Linked DNA regions of Homo sapiens: region 1 is linked to region 2. Evidence: read pairs that join two places in POLR2A ChIA-PET (ENCODE). Cell type or tissue: IMR-90. All regions are shown on one strand. Each heading gives the region's core, and the rest is flanking DNA. Links, peaks and the distances in the headings are about the cores only. Region 1 overlaps GRK5 (G protein-coupled receptor kinase 5). Region 2 overlaps GRK5 (G protein-coupled receptor kinase 5).

Evidence for each region. Peaks named below come from ENCODE experiments on the same cell type or tissue, not always from the same donor. Only the 100,000 strongest peaks of a DNase experiment are listed, where the experiment ranks them.
Region 1: POLR2A ChIA-PET joins it to region 2 with 15 read pairs; 10 of 35 experiments call an interaction of 5 or more read pairs at or near these places.

Annotation. Positions count from the first base shown.
Region 1 is chr10:119,369,798-119,372,711 of GRCh38, reverse strand. All of the region lies in intron 2 of GRK5 (G protein-coupled receptor kinase 5), which reads right to left. Among named protein-coding and RNA genes, the nearest start is that of MIR4681, 6.7 kb to the left of the region's middle. In IMR-90, for the core only: a CTCF peak has its summit at 498; DNase peaks (open chromatin) are centred at 1,281 and 2,101; H3K27ac peaks cover 2,307 bases.
Region 2 is chr10:119,209,822-119,212,735 of GRCh38, reverse strand. All of the region lies in intron 1 of GRK5 (G protein-coupled receptor kinase 5), which reads right to left. GRK5-IT1 (GRK5 intronic transcript 1) reads right to left here. Exons shown (of 2, transcript NR_186528.1): 2 at 32-1,255. Among named protein-coding and RNA genes, the nearest start is that of GRK5-IT1, 2.9 kb to the right of the region's middle. In IMR-90, for the core only: no CTCF peak of the experiment used is centred there; a DNase peak (open chromatin) is centred at 1,415; H3K4me3 peaks cover 206 bases; H3K27ac peaks cover 1,813 bases.

The DNA of each region.
Region 1 (2,914 bases), core at 191-2,690, 160 kb before region 2:
TATAGAAAGAACCTGTCAGAGAATGAAATCAAAACTGTAGAAAGTAGAATAATAAATAGTGTCCTGATGATGTTTGAGACCTGGATCCAGCCATACCTGAAGCTATGAGATTTACCCCTGGACTTTTCAGTCACATAAACCAACAGACTTCCTCTAACCCTTAAGTTAGTTTGAGTTGGGTTTCAGTCCCTTGCAATTTATTGGTGCTGAGTAATAAGCCTTCAGATATAATGAGTATCTGGAAGACTCAAAATGAAAACCTATATGCAAAGGCTTTGCAGTAAAGTGCTACACTGTCAGGACACCACAGCAAGATGGGGCAGTACTATTAAAGAACTTCTGTCCTCAGCCTCCACCACGAAGTTGGATCCTCATGAATATTCTAGAATGCCTATATCTATAGCTGATTAGTACATAGTTCAGAAACACCAAAGCACTACCACGCTGCCTGGATCCTAAAGGCAAGCAGGGTTGCCTTGCTTGGGTGAGGACTTCTTCAGAGCTAGCACAGGGTGGCGAACAAGCACAGGCTTGGGTCTGAATCCTACCTCCATCCCCTAGCTCAGAGGTTTTCAGCAGCGGGAAATTTTGGCAATGTCTGTAGACATTTTGTGTTATCACAACTGTGAGGTTACTACTGATTAGTGGGTGGAGGCCAGGGATGTGCTAAATACCCCACAATGCACAGGACAGCTCCCTGCCACACATAATTATTCTGCTCCAAATGGCAATAGTGTCTCCACAGTGGAGCAACTCTGGATGGCTGTGTGGTCTTGGGCAAGTCCCTTTACCTGAGGCCATCAGAGTTAGCTGGTTGCTGCCGGGGATTGGCAACAACGCATGTGAGCACCTGGCCCAGCCTCAGCACACAGTAGGTGCCACAGAAACAGCAGCCACTGGACAGATCCTATCTCCTCTATCAGACTCAGGAAATGATGGGTTTTACTTCTCCGATGACTGAGAAAGGAGATAGGAGGTAGCTGGTGAAAAAGGAACCTTGACTCTCCATTAGCACCAAAGCAGGCAGGAGTTCCCCACTGTCACCGAGCCCTTCGGCCCTGAGCTCCGGGAGGGCAGGGCAGGGCAGGGCCATGCCAGCCTGCTTGCTCTTCCTTCAAGGCTCCTTCTCGGAAGCAGGCCACATGTGTCCCACCAGCACATGCCCGAGGTTCAAATCTCATAACCCAGTCAATTCCTTCAAGACTCATACCCCCAGCGGACTGAGAAACAGGAATGATATTGATAGTTAAGATAAATAAATGCTGTCACTGTTTTCATTCTTTTCGAGTGACATGAAATGGGAACATACTTTCTTAATTAAGAGCCTGCAGTATGTGGACTCTTGGAGGGCAACCAGAGTTTCCCAATAGGAGGTGGCGAGGACACAGGCAGTGAGGGCGGCCCAGCTTCCCTCGGATGGCCACGGGGCCCGAGCACAGCCAGGCCCTCCCACCGGGCTAGGGGAGAGTGGGCGGCCATCCCTGGGGACGGGGAGCGGGGAGAAGCTGCAGCCCGGGTGCGGGGAGGGCTGTCCACCCCACTGAAACCTGCTTGGGACTGTGTGCATTGTTGCCCCAGGCACTCCTAGAGCTCGGGCCAAGGAAAACACACGTTCAATTTCAGAAGTAAGAGCAAGGACGGAACGCGGCTTCCTGAGGAAATGGAAATGCTAACACTGGGGCTCTTGGAAATGAAACCACATGTTGATTGTAAAGGTTGTGAGGCTGGAGTGGGGCGGGGGGGTGGAAGGAGGGGGGTGTCCAAAGGGATGCCTGGAACCATCTCTCCACCAACTGAAGGTTTATTTTATTTTATTTAACTTCATTTTCCCAAAATACCAGGTTACGGGGGGCTGTGGCAGAGAAGGGGGTCCCTGATAGATCCTAATGCAATTTAGGAAATGGACATGGGGAGAGAGGATCAGACAGAGGCTGCCAGCCCTCTACTCTGCCGTATTTCAGGTTTGAAACAATAAACAGAGAAGTGATTCGAAAACAGCTTTCTCTTAAAAATTCCTGCCAAAGCTGGAAAAAACAATCGGGCGTTTGCTCCGAGGAAAAAGCTCTCTGACGTTTGAAAGGCGAGATGGCATCACGGATAACAGCAGAGCTTCCCAGCCCGCCCCTTGGAAGGCGCAGGAGAGGAAAAAGGAAACATTTGGTATGTGGTTAGCAACAGCTGAGTGGCCTTCTATTACTTCAAGAAAGATGTTTTTGTGTGAATAAAAAATGACATATGGTGTGTCACACAAACACACCCAAACCAAGCCCTGCCATCTTCCTGTGCCATTCGTCCCTCTCGTTCTGGGCTCTAGTTTTACGGAATGTCTTGTGCTTGTCACATGTTTCTGTGGGATCGAAATTATTAAGCCCAAGTCTCACAAAGTTTGGTGGCACTTGGAGAAGCCACATGTGAAACCACTGAATCGCAGGGTGTCTGGGCCTGGGCTGCCAGGCAGGGGAAGTGTGGCGGGGACAGTGGGGAGGAAAGAAGGCTCTAGGCTGTGGGTCTGTGGAAGGAAGAAAAGGGTGGGTGGAAGGGTGCTTGTGCGGGCCCCTGCCTCTCTGATGAGGGTCCAGGTCTCTGGCTTGAACCCATCAGATGCAGTCAGGGAGGTATCCAGGAGTCTGGGGAAGGGCTGGGGGCTGAGATGGACAGGACATGGACTATACCATCACCATGAGCAGTAATGGAGCTGCCAGAGTCCGGCAGTGACCTCTATCACCAAGGACAAAAAAGGCAAACAATTTAGATATCTCCTTGCAGTGGGAATGGGCAAAGAACTGGCTGGGTAAACGGAGGGTCAGGGGTGGGGGTGGACTGAGGGAACGGCAGGACCACTTGGCAGGTAGATCCTGATGCTGGACAGGCAGTCGCTGGAAGGGGCCTGGCATATCGGAAAGAAGGTCCAAAG
Region 2 (2,914 bases), core at 122-2,621:
TCTGAGTTGCATGACCTATGACAATAATGCCTTTTGGTAACCAGAAGACTTTTTTATTTCAAAAATGTCTAGACATTATAATGCTTTATCTTGCACTCCAAACATATTGGCAACAAATATTAACTTTGAATATTGCCCACAGTCCTGGATAGTTTTATTTAAAACATCCCAGATATGGATTGAATAGCCCTTGGTAAAGGTGAATTTGGTTAAACATTGAGCCCGCTCCTGAAATTCACTTGGGCATTCTGGAAGTCTTCAGCCCAGATCCAAAGGGTATCATTTAGCAAGCCACTATAAGAGTTATAGCTTCTGAAGACATAATTTAAACAAGGATTAGTTTGGGCACTGGAAGAGTCAAGCACTTTGGAGTTTAGAATCTGACAAGCAGCAGCTAAGCTACTGAAAGATGAGAGCCTTGTGGGCATTTATCTGATGGTTTTTCAAACAGGCAGCCAGATTAACTACAATCATCGTTTGAAATCTTTAAGAAAGCAAAAGGCCTTCTGAAAACATTGCTTTTGGTTTCTCTACCTCCAAGTTGTCAGTACTGAAAAGGAAACTTTAAAAAAAAAAAAAGAAAGGCAGTTTGATTTAACGGCATTGTGTTTAACAGGCCAGGCTGCTTTTACACACACCGAGCTGCCTTAACCAGGATGAAAGCTGTCGCTTGGTAAGATTAACATTAAAATTGAAGGAGAAGCTTCAGGGTGGAGTACGTATGCCTCCACGTATGCCTTCACATAGCCATAAGAGGGCTTTGAGCTTCAGAGATGTTCCAACGTTCTAATAACCTAATTCACCATGTTTTGGTTTTATCACCATGAATTAGGGGTGCAAGGGAAAGAGGTCCAGGGCTTTCAGCCGTGCTGTGGAATGTTAAGTCTGTCCACGCCATAGCCTGCCCCACGCAGAGCTGGATGCTGGCTCACTCCTTCTTCCTGCCCTCCCTAACCTCTTCCAGGCCCCGAGGTGCTAATCTTGATGATCAGGAAGATCCAGCCAAGTCACAGAGTTACCTGAAAAAACGGTTCCTGTGTATTCTAATGTTTGGCAATTGTGACAAATGACAAAGTTGTTCCAGTCCTAACTTCTCAATTCCTGTGCTTGCTAGGGCCTCAGGAAAATGTGATCAATATTCCTTCAGGTATCTTTTTTGATCAGATATGGCTACTGCTGGCCTGTGAAGAAAGGAAAAGCGGGGCCTTGCAAAATTTTTTCTCACCACTGTTCACTCAGAAGAAAGGCAACAGATCTAGAAGATGAGAAAAACACAAAAACCTTTACTGCAACAATAAAACCAAAAAGAAACACACAAAAGGCACTCAGCAAACTCTCCTTCTCATTATTATTTCAACATTAGGTCGCCTGCCAATTTTCTGAGATTCTGAAATGTAAATAAATAGATAGAGTTAGTCTGGGCCTCTTTTTCATGAAATGCTTAATCACTTAGCTCATTCCCATAAATTGCCATGAATTCAGTCTCAACTTCTTTCTTTTTTTCCTTAAGCACTTTTTAGGAGAGCAATCTAAAGTTCCTAAGAGTGATCGAGTTGATGTTTTCTCATGAGACCCAGGACAAATAAACAGGCCCCAAAATACATTTCCGTGGTTCAAAATCTTGAACCCATACCTCTACCTTTTCTTATTTTAAAATAATTATCACAAGTGTTCATGAAGCTTGCTTGCTATATTTTCTAATTACTAACAATCCATCATTTTACTCTAATCCACTTACAGGCTTTCTATTTTATTGCTACATTAATGCTTTCCACTTTATATTATGTCTTATTACGGTAAGACTTTGAAGATACAGTGAATTTAGGAGCCATCTGTCTTTAATGCAAAACAAAAAGAAAAGATAGGTCCCAGTGTTACCCACCAACATGGACAACTACAAATTATTTTACAGCATTTTCAAAGTGTGCCTGTCTTTCTTCAAGGTCTGTTTCTCTATTGTTTGGGACAAATGTGACTTTTACTTGAAAGCCAAATTTTAAATTGCTTACGGTGTATTTTGTTAAGTGAACTAAATTAAATTTCACATTTGCCAATTATATTTCTCATCTGTAACCACTGACAAGAATCTTTAAGAAGTGTTTTTAAACCTTTTAAACAACTCAGATTTTTTTAATATACTGTTTTATATTAGATATTTCACTAAACTGACTGAAGATTTCATTTCTGAATATTTAGATAATATGGTTATTTGGAGAACTACTAAGTTTAGTAAAATAAATTCAAATATATGAGAACTGAGAAGAGAAACATAAATTGCTTTAATTTCTAAAAGTGTCCACACTAATTAGGATATATGGGCTCAAGTCTCTAATAAAGGCCCAGCCAAAAGAAACTGGAAGCACTTAAAATCATGGCTTTCCTCTAGGCATAAGAGAGAAAGAAGGGGAGAGATGCAAATTGTAAATGAGGTTTCCATTAAATGATTAATTTTTCTTGTTCACGTGTCAGTCTCTCCCTGCTTCCGCAGGCCCTCTCCATTTCCAAGGCATCATCAAGAGCTATTTTCTCACCATGAGATGACGACCAAACTCTCACAGCAAAATTGAAAAAGCCTTTAAAAGGAAAAAAAAAAGTGAAAGGCACATTCTTGAGCACTTTCAATCACTGTAATTCTGCCCCAATGGGAGTCGGTCACTCCACACAAGCTTCCAGCCTGCAGCTCTCTTCTCCAAGGCTCTGGGAAAAAAACCCAATTTGTTGGCCTAACGAACAACAATATCAGACAGTAAATTCACGTTGGTGAAAAAATACTGGGGAGAACAATTTGGAGGGGGCGGGTGGAATTGATATCACTTTGCCCACTCTAAGCAAAGCATTATAAAAGAAGCAACCAAATGCTCAGGGAAGAAAAAAAGCATCTATCAGGCAAACAAATATCTACAGCAGCAAATGT